Linked DNA regions of Mus musculus: region 1 is linked to region 2. A link is a loop called in an ENCODE intact Hi-C map of the cell type or tissue named here. Cell type or tissue: gastrocnemius. All regions are shown on one strand. Links, peaks and the distances in the headings refer to the core of each region. The heading gives the core; the rest is flanking DNA.

What was found. Hi-C counts contacts between places; a loop is a spot of excess contacts. Peaks named below come from ENCODE experiments on the same cell type or tissue, not always from the same donor. Only the 100,000 strongest peaks of a DNase experiment are listed, where the experiment ranks them.
Region 1: a loop joins it to region 2, with 2.0 times the contacts of the local background. A loop is called at or near these places in 1 of 42 quality-filtered maps.

The regions. Positions count from the first base shown.
Region 1 is chr12:8,718,359-8,726,700 of GRCm38, forward strand. Pum2 (pumilio RNA-binding family member 2) reads left to right here. Exons shown (of 21, transcript NM_001160220.1): 8 at 630-755; 9 at 3,307-3,449; 10 at 5,689-5,821. Among named protein-coding and RNA genes, the nearest start is that of Pum2, 48 kb to the left of the region's middle. In gastrocnemius, for the core only: a CTCF peak has its summit at 3,886 (motif pointing right); no DNase peak of the experiment used is centred there.
Region 2 is chr12:8,885,892-8,894,233 of GRCm38, forward strand. 9930038B18Rik (a long non-coding RNA gene) reads right to left here and starts at 7,554. Exons shown (of 3, transcript XR_105447.5): 1 at 7,509-7,554. The region is part of intron 2 of Gm33483 (a long non-coding RNA gene); the gene reads left to right. In gastrocnemius, for the core only: CTCF peaks have their summits at 3,579 (motif pointing right) and 7,124; a DNase peak (open chromatin) is centred at 3,594; H3K4me3 peaks cover 835 bases; H3K27ac peaks cover 1,329 bases.

The sequences.
Region 1 (8,342 bases), core at 233-8,232, 170 kb before region 2:
ATATTCATTTTCATTATTTCTTTCCCTTTTCAATTTGTCTTGGTTACCTTCCAGAAGACACATTTGCAGCAGTGCATTTTCAGGAATGGTAATTGTCAGTGCCTAAAAATTTCTTCTCTTTTGATAAGAATACTGCAAAGAGCCAGGCTTGTGGCTACCAGCCAGGCTGTAGTGGTGCACGCCTCTAATCCCAGCACTTGAGAGGCAGAGGCAGGGGAGTTTCTGAGTTTGAGGCTAGCCTGCTCTACAGAGTGAGTTCCAGGACAGAGAAACCCTGTCTCAAAAAACAAAACAACAACAACAACAAAAAGAATACTGCAAAGACAGAATTTTCAATAGTTTTTGGCTTTTACCTAATCTGTGTGGGCTTATATTAAGCTCAGAAATCATAGAAGCTTTAAAAGTAACTCTCTTTAAACTCTTTCTTGTTTCTCTGTTGTTTTGAGGACAAAATCCAAACTACTTAGGATGACCAAAAGTTTAATAAAACAGCTGATGTTCTAAATGGGGTTATTCAGTAAAAATTTAAACCTTTATTGTATGGGGTCCCACCCCAGATTCAGAATTACAATGGTTGTGAAGAAATGCTTTACATTTTCGTTTATTATTTCTCACCCTTTTAAATATAGCTGGTGTATTCTCAGCAGGCCTTGCTCCAGCTGCATTTGTGCCAAATCCATATATTATTAGTGCTGCTCCTCCAGGGACTGACCCGTATACTGCAGCAGGATTGGCTGCAGCAGCAACATTAGCAGGTAACTTGTTTATTCTTTGTTGCTTGTTATGAACTTGGTTTTAATCTTGATATAAGGTTTTTTTTGGGGGGAGGGGTAATCTATGAGTAATTTGAAGTTCTTCTGAGAAACTAATATATTTTCCATAATAAACTGAAATTTGAAGAGAGTTCATTTTTCAATTACACTTACAGGGCAGCAACAATAACTCTTGTGTAGTTGGTTTATATTTCTAGTTTGTAGTTTAGAAATCCTACAGTGTGGAACCTACACCTTCATTTTAAATAACTGATCCTAATAATCAAAACAAAGCGACATTATTTTTTCAGAAATAATTTGGAGGTCGATGAAATTCTTGGAGAGAATGTATATCTAAAACATTTCTTAAGTATTACAAGCAAGCTGGGTGCAAACAGTATGGAAGGAATTTTATTGACAGGTGCTCTTCAAGCCAAATGTGTATTAATTGCTTATTTAAGTTAAGGGAAACTTGCGTGCTAGTCAGGTGCAGTCTTACTGACAGACTATTTTGATGGTCTTGTGTAAAGTCATTAGGGGTATTTGATTTAGGTTGAATTGGCTACAGATGCAGAAATAAATTCAGTCCTTAAGCATGGTTTGTATTGCTTGTAGAGGCAAGAATGTGTTACTGTCATTCCTAGGTTCACTTGCATGCCTCTGGTGGCATAACTTTGAAAATGTCACTACTACTTCTGACTTTTAAGAGATAATTGTCACCAGTTAGTATTTATGACTGTTGGATAGTCCATCTCTTTTTGGAGAATGACAGCTTCCAAACGTAAGACATACTTTTAAAGTGAGAGAAGAAAGCTAATTCTTCTTCTTCTTTTTTTTTTTTTTCTGTCTAAACTATTAAACTGAAAGAAACCTGTCAGTAGCTTTTGATGTAGAAGTTGTGCTACATAATTCCATGAGTATGTATAGTTTGCTGGTGCTGTTTAGCTAGATATTAATATGCTGATGTTAGTAGTCGTCTGTTTATGTGTGTGTGTGTTTGTGCATGCTCCTATATATGTGTGTGTATATACATTTATCCACAGGACTGAAAGAAGTATCTTCAAGAGGTTATTTAGTACATACAGTTAGTTAACTTAAGCCTTTTGTTAGCACCGTGACTGTTCAGCAGAAATGCAGTATAAGCCAGAAAATACAGTTTATTAGTTTTTTTAGTTAGCCATAATATAAAGTAATTCAGTAGTATATTTTATTTGACTTGATCCAGTATGTCTAAAGTACTGTAACACCTAATCAATATTTTTAAAATCTATATTTTGCATTGCTCTTCATGCTAAATCTTCAGAATCCTAGTATACTTGTGCAGAACTATTCCGGATTAGGCCTCTTGCTCAGCTTCCACACTAGTTTCTGGCTGTGTTGAATAGACAAAGGCTTTTGGTAGTTTGAGGGTTTTTTTTGTTTTGTTTTGTTTTGTTTTGTTTTTACACACTTTAATTTTCTATTGATTTGTTTGTTTTGCAATTTTTTATGTTCTGACAATCTTTATTATAGGTTGTGTTTAAATCATTATCTTTAGAAATATATTTGCCTTTAAGTTTATAAGTGCTTTTAATTTTAGCAATTTGATATTTATACTGGGCTCTGTTTTTCTCCTAAACTCTGTGACGTTGGGTTTTTAAACAAATTAATTGCCCTAATTTGATTTGACATTTTGTTGTATCTGTCAAAAATCAGGACATTTACTCAACTACTTTTTTGGTGGACTCATTAATCTATATAATCAAATATCTTAAGCAAAATAAAATAGAGCAAAACCAGTTGATTTTATTTCCCCTTAGTTTGCTTTCTTTATCACCCTTTTTGAATCATCTAATTCTCGACTAGACAACTTGTTCATTCCCCTGACCACTGATGTCTCACATCTGTTTTCATATAACTCAGTTGCATGTAAGGATGTTGATGTGCTGTTTCCAATAGGAAAAATGTCTTTAAAGGCTTAAAGTTCATACACTGTGAGCTGGTTCCCTAGTTTTCTTACAAAGTAATAGTTTAAAAAATTTAACATCAAAAAATTATTCTTACTGAATTAATGAGTTATTTTAAGTGTTACAGTTTTATGGTTTCTAATGTATTACCTTGTTATTTGTGTCTATAGTAGACCCACATGGGCAGTCAATACATGTGAGTGTGTAAGTGTCCTGTCAGTTTATTGGTAGCCTTGTGTTTTACTTGAATCTATTCAGTAAGGCCACTGCTGTCATGAGCACTCTTGTTCTGTCTTTGATAGCAGCAGTAAGCTGGGTATTGTAATGGTGCAAGTAATTGGGAATCTGCAGCAAGACATTATGAGTTTGAGACTAGTTGTTTACAAACTGAGACGATGTCTCAAATTTAACAAAAACAAACCCATACCTGACATGTCTTAAAAGAATTAGAAAAAGTGTGGTGTAATAGCAAGTGTGAGGAGAAACATTATAATAGATATGCTCAGCTCTAAGCCTTAGATTTGTCTCCTTTTATAGTTTAATGGTAACTGATCTTGTATATAAAATTTAGTGACTTTTTTTCTTTTGATGGGCCATATGGGGTTTAGGTCCAGCAGTGGTTCCACCTCAGTATTACGGTGTTCCATGGGGAGTGTATCCAGCCAATTTATTTCAGCAACAAGCTGCAGCTGCGGCAAGCAACACAGCCAACCAGCAAGCAGCATCACAAGCTCAGCCTGGACAGCAGCAGGTAGGCCTTTCTTTGTGAAATAATAAAGGAGTCTTTATTATTTAATTATATTATACAGTCCATTCCTCAGTACATAGCATGATAGTACTTAATATATAGTTGATATGCAACTACTTACTGACTTTTAATTTTCTGATCAGCATTTAAAGGTTTGGTGTGGTCTGGCAATAGTGGCACACACCTTTATTTAATCCTAGCATTTATCTGTTTGAGGCCAGCCTGTTCTATAGAGCTAATTCCAGACCCGCCAGGGCTACACAAGCAAACCCTGTCTGGGAAAAAACCAAAACCCTAAAACAATGCTTTGGTGTGTCCTGTTTTCATTATTTTACTTTCTTCAAAAGTCAAGTAATTTTAAGGCTTATTTTTTATTTATGTTCTTTTTTTAATCGTATGAGTATTCTGTCTGCATGTACACCTGTATACCATAAGGGGGCATTAGACCCCTTTATAGATGGCTTCAAGCCATCATGTGAGTGCTGGGAATTGAACTCAGGACTTCTGGAAAAGCAGCCAGCGCTCTTAACCGTTGAACTTTCTCACCATCCCCAAAAGCTTATTTTTATCGATCCTTCTTTTTTTTTTTTTAATTGATTCTTAAAAGTTGCTAATACACCTGATGTGGTGTTAAGTGTAATCCCCATCACTATGGGGAAACTGAGGCGAGCCCATCTTGAGTAATTAGGCCTTGTTTCAAGAAACATCAAAATAAACATTCTTGATGTCTATATCAAAGAGCTTGCTCCTTCATTTGTCTACAGATGTCTAAGTAGTTATACAAGTGTGCTGTTAATCACTAAAAGATGAGACATTTTCATTAAAGGGTGCTTTTAATTTCTCAAATAAAATATTAATTAGGTAGAGGTTTTTTCCACAGAGCTTTACTATAAAGCCACTCCCAGTGATCCTCCAGTCTGTGCCTTCAGAGACAATTTTTGAAAGGGCCTGAATTAAAATTATCTTGATAAATGTAAACACAATGTTGCTAAGTGAGAATTCTGGCTGCTGTGTTCATGGTATTTCTATAAAGCAAATTAAATACCTTGTTGCTTGCTTGTTAGGTAGTTTTTGTTAGGAATTTTCTATAATACTTTTGTTTTTATAAATGTATTATATGTAAGTACACTGTAGCTGTCTTCAGACACTCCAGAAGAGAATATCAGACCTCATTACGGATGGTTGTGAGCCACCATGTGGTTGCTGGGATTTGAACTCAGGACCTTTGGAAGAGCAGTTGGTGCTCTTTACCACTGAGCCAGCTCACCAGCCCCTCTATAATACTTTTAATGCCATATTGATGTTCTGTGGAAGGTATTGTTTAGCTCAGCCTTTGTATATCATATCATAACATCATTTAATAATTTATTTAACCCGTATCTTTTATCTTTTGTGTGTGCCCTACCAGGAAAGAGTTTGCTCTACCAGGAATTGCTTGAATACTTGTAAAATGTATTATTAATTTCATCATTTTTGTTTTTGTTTTGTTTTGTTTTTGTTTTTTGTTTTTTTGGAGTCAGGGTTTCTCTGTGTAGCCCTGGCTGTCCTGGAACTCACTTTGTAGACCAGGCTGGCCTCAAACTCAGAAATCCGCCTGCCTCTGCCTCCCAAGTGCTGGGATTAAAGGCGTGCACCGCCGCCGCCACCACCACCACGCCCTGCGCTTGTGTTTTATTATTTTAAGAGCTTTCTACCTTACTTTGAAGTTTGTTATTTTTCACACATAAGTTTTATGTTTTAACAAGTTCTAAAGCTAAATTTTCCTTGAGTTCCAAAATTTTTTTGTGTGTTTTGGTTTTTGGTGAGTTTTTTGTTTGTTGGTTTGGTTTTTGGCTTCACATCACAGTCTCATAAAGGTGAATTCCCTTAAACGTCTCATGTTTCAGTGTTCAGCCTTAGAAAATAATTTAAATAAATTTTAATAAATAACATTTTTAAATTAAGTAATTTAGCTCTTTAGCCATTTCACCTTTAGTTGGATCTTTTAAAAGGAGAGTATAAATATTAGAAATAAGTTACTCAAAGAGCTACACTCTCAGTGTTACTTTATAGAGTATTGTAGTTGTCAAGAACCAGGAGTGTTGTTTCTTTGTTTTTATGGTGGAAATTATTTATAACTTTTCATGTTAAATTTATATTTTACTTTCCAAAAAATATCCAAATTCTACTGTGATATGTATATAGTTGTCTAAGATGAATTTGTTGCTATATTCCTTTTAACTGAGTTATTTGTCCTTTCTAGGTTCTTCGTCCTGGAGCAGGTCAGCGTCCTATTACTCCAAGTCAGGGCCAACAAGGGCAGCAAGCAGAGTCACTTGCAGCAGCTGCAAACCCAACTTTGGCTTTTGGTCAGAGTCTTGCTGCAGGCATGCCAGGTATATAAGTAGTTTGATATAACTGTAGTTGGGGGTGGGGTGGGGGGTGATTTTGAGGGTGGGAAGGGGAAGCTCAAGAGATTTAAAATGTTAGGTGAAGAGTGACCAACTCAGAATCTTTGAAGCTTTGACTATTTATTAATATATTATTGCAAACTCAGAATCCATCTGGGTAGTGATGGTCCATGTCTTTGATCCCAGCACTTGGGGCGTGAAGGTGGTGAATTTCAGGCCAGCCTGGTCTTACGGGAGTTTAGGACAGTTGGGGCTATGCAAAGAAACCCTGTCTTAAACACAAACCCCTCAGATCCAGATACTAATCTTTGAAATCAATTTTTTTTTTTTTTTGAGAAGTCCAGTTTTGGGAATGACAATATAGCAAAATTCTTAACACAGTTATCAAGGGTTTTTGTTGTTGGTTTTGTTTGTTTGTTTGTTTTTTTTAAACTGTTCCTGGTGTGAACCACAGCATCTTTCCACTTCAATTATTATAGTAAGACAACCTCTCACATTTTAAGATGACATTCTCCCAGCTGATTCTAGATTGTCAAGTTGATAACTAAAATTTATCATCACACACAGTTACCTAATGTCAGGGAAATTTACATATCACAAAAAGCCAGGAGAAGTTGGAAAGATGGGTCAGTGAGTAAGAGAGCAGATTGCTCCTATGGAGTGTTCCCAGTTTGACTCCCAGCACCCATACATACCTCACTATTATGTCATTTTAGTTCTAGGACATCCAACTCCCTTTCCTGCCATTATTAGTACCATGGTGGCAGACATGTGTGTGGCATATAGACTTATATGCAAGCCAAACATCTATACATGTTTTTAGAAAGAAAAGAACCTATAGAATTTCATGTTAATAAATTGGGAAATACGGGCATAGTAAATTTTGTATTTTTATTTTTATCTCTGCTTCATTGTAAACACTACGCCTTTTACAAAAATTTGCATCAGAAAATAGCAATACTTAGTCCCCCCTTTACTTACCCTCATAGCTACATCGATCCTCAACAGATACTTTAAGAATCCAATCTCTCTTTTGTTACTATCATTTGGCCTATCCAGCCTTACATATTAGCCTGGATTAGTTTTGCCTTGTCTTCTTTGATGTCTGGTTCTTTTGTTCTGCAAACGTAGAATCTTTCAACATTAATATACATTTTTGCATTAACATGTATGGAATGTGCAGTGTGTACAATTCAACTAAAGATTATTCTTTGTGTTCAGATTAGGGAAAAGGCATCAAATTTTATAAGTCTGTTTGTACTATATATCCAATTTATAATATAAATTTTTACCCTTGCCATACAGAGGATGGCATGATAAATCTTGAGAACTCTGTAACCAACAAGATTTACAGGCTGGGCATAGCTGTAGTCCTGGCTTGAGATATCCAAATTTTAGCCAGTTTCAAACCTGTTCCCACATAAAGGGATCAGTGTATATACTTTATCTGTTTTATTTTTCTTCTTGGTTTCTTCCTTTGTTTCTGTTGCCAAGATCTTCAGTATGTCTGCTCTGGTTAAATCTAATTTTCACTACTTTTGATGGAATCCACAGCTTTTTTTTTCCCTATTGAAACAGGCAAAACCTCTTCCTCAATGCAACACATTCCTTTCTTTTCATTCTGAGGTTTTCACATACATAGGCTGATCTAACAGTTCTTTCAGTGTATTTCAGCAGCTATGTTATGTCTTAATTGATCTTTAAAAAATAAAGTGGATAAAGTATTTAATCTATCTCTGAGAGATCCCATATCCCCTTTCTGTCCTGTATTTCCTTTAAAGCATAGTTAGATCTTTTTACAGTTGTTTAACCTGTACATTTGTAAGGTATATTTGTAAGATGTATATGTTTTACCCTATAATATTTTAAAAAACTGTTCTATTTTATTGGATACATATGTCAAAGCATCATCAGCTTCAGTCTGTAAAGGTATAGCCACCATCTCTAATAAATGTGCAATCTTAGAATTATTTCTTTTTAAAACTCAAGGCAGAAGCCCCTTGGAATTCTGAATTTGGCATCAACTATATGATGTATTAATACATGTAAATATTTTACATTTTCAAATTCTACAAAATGAAACAAAGTATTGTATGACATTGTTCTAAGGTGACTTCATTAAACAGAATCTGTATTTTTAACTCAGTATATTTTCCTCAAGCCTTTGTGGATTTTTCTCATCTGGAACTCCCCTTATGCTGTTGTTGTAGACAACATAAGAATGCACTGAGGATTCCTGATTCTGATCTAAAGAATCCTTTAATCTCATTATCCATTCCTTAGTCCTTTCCCTTTCTAAGTCTGCTTTATTCTGATATCTTTTTAAAGGGACATCTAAAATTGTTGTTGTTTCTGAAAAAATAATTATTTGTACATTGATATGTGAAACAAAGTCATATGGGACTCAGATGCATTGTGTCATGTTTTTCATTTTTTTTAACACAAAATATTTTTCTTTTTAATCTCTAACTTTCTCCTTAAGGACTTCCCAAATATCTTACCAAGT
Region 2 (8,342 bases), core at 189-8,188:
TGAGCACCTATCGTCAGCTGATACGTTGATCCTGTGAGTTGCTCCCCTAGCTGGGCCCCAACCTAGAAGGACCCTCAACTTAGGGACTCTGCTTTCAGCCTCCATCTCATTCACTCAGGCAGGCCTCTCCCGAGAGTGAAGTAACCGGGTATACAGGATAGTATTGAGAGGTGAGGTGGATGGCCTGGAATTCAGCCAGGCCTGGGGCAGGTGACCAGTATCTCAGAGGCAGAGTTGGAGCTGACCACGTGGATCTCAGCATCTGACCAGATCAGGATGGTGAGAGCAGTACATCACCTGCCTTACAACACCTCTGGACCACAGGGATCAGAAGACTCTAGCAAGTTGGTCTTTGAGCATCATCAGGATCAGGGAATCAACCTCCTTTCCCACTGGGTACCCCTCTACCAGGACAGAAGTCAGGAGTTATGAGACCAAGTGAGTGACAGAAGCCAAATGGGGCAGTGGCAGCGGGGGGGTGGGGGGGGGTGGGGGTGGGTGTGGGTGTGGGTGTGTGGGGGGGGTACAGGAAGGAAGTCATCAGGCCCAGGAGCGTGTGATACTAGGACTTCCAGGAAGAGGTGAAAGAGGATGTGTTGAGATTGGAGAGATGTATGAGGCGGCAGAGCTCTGTGATGGAGAACAGTTACAGTGTCCCCCAAAGAGCTGAGACCTTCCTTCCTTGGAGGATAACCTTTCTCAAACAGAGGGAAAATGAAGACAAAGTATCCAGCAAGCCCTGCGAAGAGCTTTGATGGCAACAGATAGACTCGGTGGCATTCTATAGAAGTCACTCAGGCTGCTTCAGGGGCCAGGAGGGAAAAGAAATGGTCTGGAGACTGCTGTCACCCCTAGGAAGAGACCACCTGGTGTGAGAGCTGAGTCCCCAACTTGGGTTCCCTAGGCAGTCTACGGATCAGCCCTGCTCAGACTACTGGAGGGAAGCAGCAGTTTTTTGACGTGACAGGACTCATGGATAACCCACACCCCCCAAGCCCCAGCAGCTGTGGTTGTCTGCACAAGACCTGCACGAAACAATACCGGTCAGCATTATATGGAGTGGAAGTGGGTCGTGAGCCCCCATGCGTGATGCTAGGGGCTGGAGAGATGGCTCGGCAGTTAAGAGCACTTGTTGCTCTTGCAGAGGACCTAGATTTGGTTCCGTGTTGGTTCACAACCCTCTATAACTTCAGTTTAAGGGGATCAGTGCCCTCTGCTGAACTCCACAAACACCAGGACACACAGGCAAACATTCTCATACATAAAAAAAAAAAGTAAGTGATGCTGTTGACTTGGGCCAAGGTGGAAGAGAACGGAAGTATGGCATGACTGAGACAAAATCTGGGTCCGTCAAGAAGTCAGTGTCTTATCATAAGGACTGTGTCCAGGTCACAGCTGACTGTGGGAAAGGAGGTATCCTCAAGTGACGTTTGCAGATGGCAGGCAATGCCCAGTGCAGTTCACAGGGTCAGGGAGCTAGCACCCAGGCCCTCCCAGAGGTGTTTTGTGTTTGGGGATGGTGGAGGCTGGGTTTACCTCTGGGTACAATCCAGACACGAGCTTCCATGAATTAGCAGAGAAAACTGTTGTTCCAGCTTCTGTTTATGGGTCAAAAAGATCTCAAATTGGCAGCAGAGCTGATGGGCCAGGTGCGTGGAACAGAAGGATGGGCGAGGAAAGTTCTGAAAGGCTGAAAGGTGTTTGACCAGCAAGAGGTGGCTGAGATGCTGCCCACAAACAGTACCCTCTGCCTGTGATGGACATCAAAGGATGGAAAGTTTATGGACATCTCTTTTTTTTTTCTCTCTCTCCTGAACATAGAGTAACCCAGGATCGGGGTATATCTTTTCCATCTTCAGGTTCAGATAGGTTCTTTGGTTGGGGAAAACTTCAAACACCAGGACAGTCACTTAAAAAATATTCTTAAGGCTGTGAAAATGGCCCCACTCATTGGGTTGAGAGCTTGCAAAGCAAGTCAAGGATCCAAGTTCGGGTCTGCAGCTCCCACATAAAAAGCCAGGATGTGGCCACCGGTGCCTGCAATTCCAATGCTTGAACCATAAACTGGAAGGATCTAGGCGGGTTGGGGCAGCTCACCGGCCAGCCAGTCTAGTCAATCAGTATGCTCTAGTTTCCCTCTAAATAATCTTAAACAAAATAAAATACGGAAAGCAATAGAGGATAATAATGGACAGTGGCCTCTGCTGACCTGCACATACTTATGCAGTTGCTTCTGCATCAGTGCACACATGCTCGCTCTCTGTCTCCCTCTCCCTCTCCCTCCCCCTCCCCCTCTCCCTCTCCATCTTCCCCCCTCCCTCTCCCCCTCCCCCTCCCCTCCCCTCTCCCCCTCCCCCCCCCCCTCTCTCTCTCTCTCTCTCTCTCTCTCTCGCTCGCTCGCTCGCTCGCTCGCTCGCTGTTAGACTAGGCTGGCTAAGCAGCAAGCCCCAGGGAAGCCTCCTGACTCTGCCTCATCAGCATTAGGGTTACAAGTAAGCAACCTTTTACATGAGTGCTGGGGATTCGGCTCAGTCAGCTCCTCACACATGCAGGCACTTTACCAACGAAGTTGTCAGCCCCCAGACACTCCCCCATGTGACTACATTCTTAATTAGCAGTTCTCAAAACAGTCCCCCCACCCCCACCCCCGTCCCAGTTTCCCAAGACCATCTCAGGGGATCCCAAGGTCAAAATGTCTCTGTAATAACCTGTAGGCTTTACTTGCCTCCGTCACTCCTGCTGTCAGCACACACAGAGTTTCCCAGAGGCTACGTGACCTAATATGGCAAGGGATTAGAGGCAGAAGCGAACGTGAGAATCAGCTGTCTTCTGTTAATCCAGACAGAGAGAGATTTGCAAACACGTAAAATAATGCTAGCTTTGTGATGAATGTACTTGCTTTAGAAAATTAAGCCTCTCTCTCTCTCTCTCTCTCTCTCTCTCTCTTTCTGTGTGCTGGGGGGGGGTGCTGAAAGCAATCTTGAGAGTTACCCTCAGGAACATTGATCATCTCTCTTGAAACAGAACACAGAGCTCACTGGTTAGGCTAGGCCGGCTGGCCAGGGAGCCCCAGGGAGCCTCCTGTCTCTGTTTTTCCAGCACTGAGATTGCAAGCATGCACTTGACATGTCCAGCATTTTTATGCGGGTTCTGCGGATCAAATTCAGTCTTGAGGCAAATGCTTTACTAACCAAGTCATCCTTACATTCCCCCCCCCCCTTATTTTCATAAAAATGTTTTGCTGCTACAAAATGCTATTTTAAGTATATTAAGTGAATAAGCACTTTTCAAAATCTTTTCCGTGCTAGATCTTAATAAACATGGAGTCAGTCTACAGATAGGCGCCACATGAACACAGTGGGATCTCCAATCATTTATAGGAATGGAACTGTGCAGTACATAGGAAGGAGTGAAGCCTTTATCCTAGCTGAGGTCAGAGGCCCCTGACACTAGTCTTCCTCCTCCCAGGGGCTAACTGAACCCACATGGTTAGAGGCCTCAACGAAGTTCTGACAGGTTTGCCTAATGAAAAATGGGAGAGGAAGTGTGTTTTGAAGCCAATGCAAGTAGACATTCCACCACACTGACACAGGAGGGCGCTCTTACCAACCGGCTGATATCTTGCCGCGCTTGAAACAATGTTGCTGATAGGCATGCTAGCTTTATTTACTACATTAAAAAAGAAAGATGCGTCTCTCTTGTCCACAGCGATGAAATTTCCAATTTTCTATGTCCATCGATTATTAATCAATCCCATGCAAGCCCATGCTCCTAGTCTGAGGCCCTGCATTCCTTAGTCACAACTTAGTGGTACCTTAGGTAATGTCCCTTAGGAAAGGCAAGACATGAAGGCCTTGCCGCTGTGTTTCTGGAGGTGGTTGCTGACCTCGGACCCTGTGGGCTGATGAGCATAGAGGGGTTCTTTTTTGCCTTAGCTGCAGTAGTCTAGTTAACCATTCCAGCTCTGGCACATGGCAAATTGCTCTGTGATATTTGGCAAAACTGTCTAGAAGGTGGCTTTTTATTTCTGTCCCAGCACTAGAGTTCTTTATACCTGTACCATCCATAGAAAATAACCATACCTAGTGTTCAATGAGAGTTAGGGCAGGGGTAGCACCAGGGCAGTGGCTGGGTTGGTGCCTAGCTTCCATCAATGGTCTTTCCCATAACATCACGTCATGTTTTTGGCTCTGGGAGACACATGTTTTTATGTTTTGAAGGGAGTTCTTCATGGTCAGTGAGCTGTTAAGGACTAAGGTGGTCCTAGCATGGCATGGCTATAGTCAGCTATGACACTGGAGTCTGAGGACGGATGGAAGGTTCTTTTCTTTTGGGGGATTAAAGGCTGGGTAAATTACAGGTTTGTAACAGGTGCAGTCTGTTTTATGGCTTACAGTGGTTCTCAAACTTCCCAATGCTGTAGCCCTTAAATGCAGTTCCTCATGTTGGGGTGACATCCAACCATAAAATGATTTTGATATTTCATTACTGTAATTTTCCTACTGTTATGAATTGTACTGTTCCTGAAGGTGGCACAAGTCCTGTGTTCAGGAGCCTCAGATGGCTGTTTCTGTGGCCTTGGTGGCTCCAGCTGGCACTTCAGCAACTGAGGTCCTCTAACCTGGGACTGTCACATGTTCCTATGAGCAGAGGTCCCTTAACTAAACCAAGCAATCCATGCAAGCACACACTACTATATACTTTTACAAGTCATTTTTCTTTTCTTTGATTGATTTTTTTTTCGATAGGTTTTCTCTGTATAGCCCTGACTGTCCTGGTTCTCACTCTGCAGACCAGGCTGGCCTTGAACTCACAGAGCTTTGCCTTCATCTCCCTCCTGAGTACTGGGTGTGTGCCCCCCCACTCCCCCATTACAAGTAATTTTTAATAGTAACAGAGTTTTGGAACACAAGAGTTCTCAGAGCCTTTGAAATGAGGGTCTCTTCTCTCATCTACAAAAGTCAGTTTAATGAACCACATTGATAGTGGAGAGATCACCTGAGCATAGTGGCACATACCTGAAATCCCAATCGGAATGCTAAGGCAGGAGGATCAAGGCCAACTTGGTCTACTTTATAAACCAATGGTAATAGGGAAATTAACCAATACTGTGAGCATGCTACTTAGAGACTCTCATGCAAGCATGTTGGTACTAAAGTACTGATATGGGTGCCTAAAGAAACTCAATCCCCAGGCTGTGACTGCCCCTGTCCGACTTTCTCTTGACCCTCAAGACCAGTCAAGCCCCCTATCACTGCCCCCCATTCATGACTGTGCTGTTTCTTTTTTTAAGATTTATTTATTTTATGTATATGAGTACACTGTAGCTGTACAGATGGTTGTGAGCCACCATGTGGTTGCTGGGATTTGAACTCAGGACCTTTGGAAGAGTAGTCAGTGCTCTTAACTGCTGAGCCATCTCTCCAGCCCAAGTTAGCTATTTCTAAAAAGCCCCTGCCCATTGGCTAGTCCCAGTAGGGTCACCCCCAGTTTCATATCCAGACTCCAGGAACTTTTTAAAAGCTGGTTCTGGGCTCAGATTTCCTGGGAAAGGTGGTGTCCTTATTAGTTTTAAGTCACTTTGACACAAACTAAAATCATCTGAAAATGGGGGAACCTCAACTGAGAAACATCTCCATAAGATCTAGCTGTATGCTAGATTAGTGATTGATAGGGGAGGGCCCAGCCCATTGTAGGTGGTGCCATCGCTGGTGGTCCTGGGTTCTATAAAAAAAAGCAGGCTGAGCAAGCCATGATGAGCAAGCCAGTAAGCAGCACCCCTCTGTGATCTCTTCATCAGTTCCTACCTTCGGGTAGGAGTTTGAATTGCTGTCCTGGCTTCCTTCAATGATAGACTGCAATATGGAATTGTACGCCAGATTAACCCTTTCTTGCCAAGCTACGTTTTGGTCATGGTATTTCATAGTAGCAATAGGAACCTTAAGTAAAGCAAGTAGCGTGATAGTTAATTGAGACATTTCTATGTTTTCTAGTACTCCCCACTAGACAGGTAGCCAGCCTTTAGGTTTGTTCTGCAGAGCAGGAGTGGTTTCTCTAGCACGTGCCCAAGCTCACTGGAGAGAGGGTGCTAACATCTGGTGCCAGTGAGAGGAGCGTAGTGAGATTTTGTTTTCTTTCCTCTGACTAGGAAGGAGAATGCTGGAAGCTTGTCAGCCATAGGCATACTGGTGGGGTCTCAGGGCCACCTGGGACCTCAATCCCAGAGCCAGGCTTGCTAGATGCTCCTGTACAGGGAGTGTCACACAAGAACACAGAGCCACCTGTCCTGAAGGACATGAGCAAAGCCACCTCCACCAGCAGGTATTCAAACAGTAAATGAACGGTGAGGATGGAGACCAGGACTCACTAAAGAGTGGCTTTCCACTTTCCCAATGCCGTGATCCTCCAGTAGAGTTCCTTGTGTTGTGTTTATCCACGACCATAAAATTATTTTTGTTGCTACCTCATAACTGTCATTTTGCTACTGTTATGAATCATTTTATATATATACATATACATATATATATATATATATATATATATATATACATATACATATATATACATATCTGTATTTTCCGATGGTTTTATGTGAGCCCCTGTGAATGGATTGCCTCAAAGGGTCTCGACCCACAGGTTGAGAACCACTGTTCTAGAAGCTTTAAACTTAAGTTGACAGAGGAACAGAGGCTGAGAGTCTGATAAGCGTTGGCATGTAATGGTTCTCAGAACCCACAGCTCCTACAGCCAGGTATGGTGCTGAGCGCATGCGCTGTCCTTCTATCAAGGGAGAGAACAGCCTGTAAAGGGCCAGGGGTCAACCTCAAGGCTCTCCACCCCCTTTTTAAACGCTTGTTCATTTATTTAGAGTGTATTTATTTATTTACTTATTCATGAGCACATGTTTGTGGTCAGAGGCTAGCTGACTGGTGGGAGTTGCTTCTCTCCTTCCACGATATGGGTCTTGGGGAACAAACTGAGGTTGCTAAGCTGGGGGATAACCTCCCAGGACCATCCCCTAGCTCCCTACCTTGACTGTGAGATAGAGGTTCATTTATACTCAACTTACTTTACTGTCTCCTAGTCTTAATGGCCAAACACACTGGTGCCTTTCCCAGTTACTGGAGCCAGGGGCTCCCTTACTGGGCTGCAGCCCGAAGCTGCGAGGGCGTGATGTATCATTTCCAAGAAAAGCTAGGCTTCCTCTGTAGCCCAGAATTGAGAACGGGGTTTCCTTTTCTCTTCCTGAGATCCAGTACATGAGATTTCCCTGGTTCTCAGCAACTAGGACTCCTCCGAACTCTAGATAAACGACATAAACGTCACTCTTCTGAGACGATTTCTTGAGACCCTCCTCTGTCCCACCCATAGACTCGGGGTGGGGGAATCATGGTGGACAAAGACGAAAATATGCTTGAAGGTCCCTTTACAGCCTGCAAGGCCAGCTCCACTAATCCCCTGCAGCTGTCCCTTTGACGGAGCTTGACCTCCCTTTGGCCACGCCTCACCTGAGAATTTCAGCTGCTCCCTTCTCTATCCACACGGGTCCATTTTAGATGATCTTTCCTGTGCGCCGCCCCCCGCCCTCCCCCCCTCCCGTCGTCGTGTCCCCCCCCCCGCCCCCCCCGCCCCCCCCCCCCCGTCATGGCCCTTCACGCACATCCTCTTGCTCCTCCCTTGCCTTAAAGGATATACAACCCCTGGTAGAAAGAGATTGCCACTGGGCTGGGCTGGGGATGTCCGTTAAAGTGTCAAGGGTCTGAAGGGTGTTAAGAGGTAGACAATATGGTCTAAGCTGGGAGCGAGGCAGTAACCTCCCAAGAGGCTATTTTAGGCTCCATTGGTCGCATTAAGCCAACAAGGATGGAAAGGCCAGTTTAACTCGGTATACAGCTCCACCACATCCAAACATCACATACAGGGAAATATCACAGCCTGCATGCTCTCACTTGTACACAGGGCGCAACCTCAAGCTGAACCCTAATACCTAAACACGAGGGAGGGTATGATTTCTGACCCCAGCCACTAAGGCTTCAATTCCCTGTAGGGGAGATCTTTCTTCCTTTCATCTTTTTTCCTTTCTCCCTCCCTCCATCCTTTCCTGCCCTCTTTCCAGAAAGGATACCAGAGAGCCACAGTATAATAAAACCATTGTTCTTGGGGTAAACTGCAGCACATTAAGTATAAAGAACTATGTTCAAATGTATCTGAATGTGTCTCCAGAGTTAATGGGATTTGTAAGGACTTAGGGCACAGGTGTGGGGAGTAAAGGGGGGGGGGGTTGGAGATGGGGAGGAAGTGCCCAGAAGCAGTAGGGTACTGATGGTCCCTTAAGTGTTGCT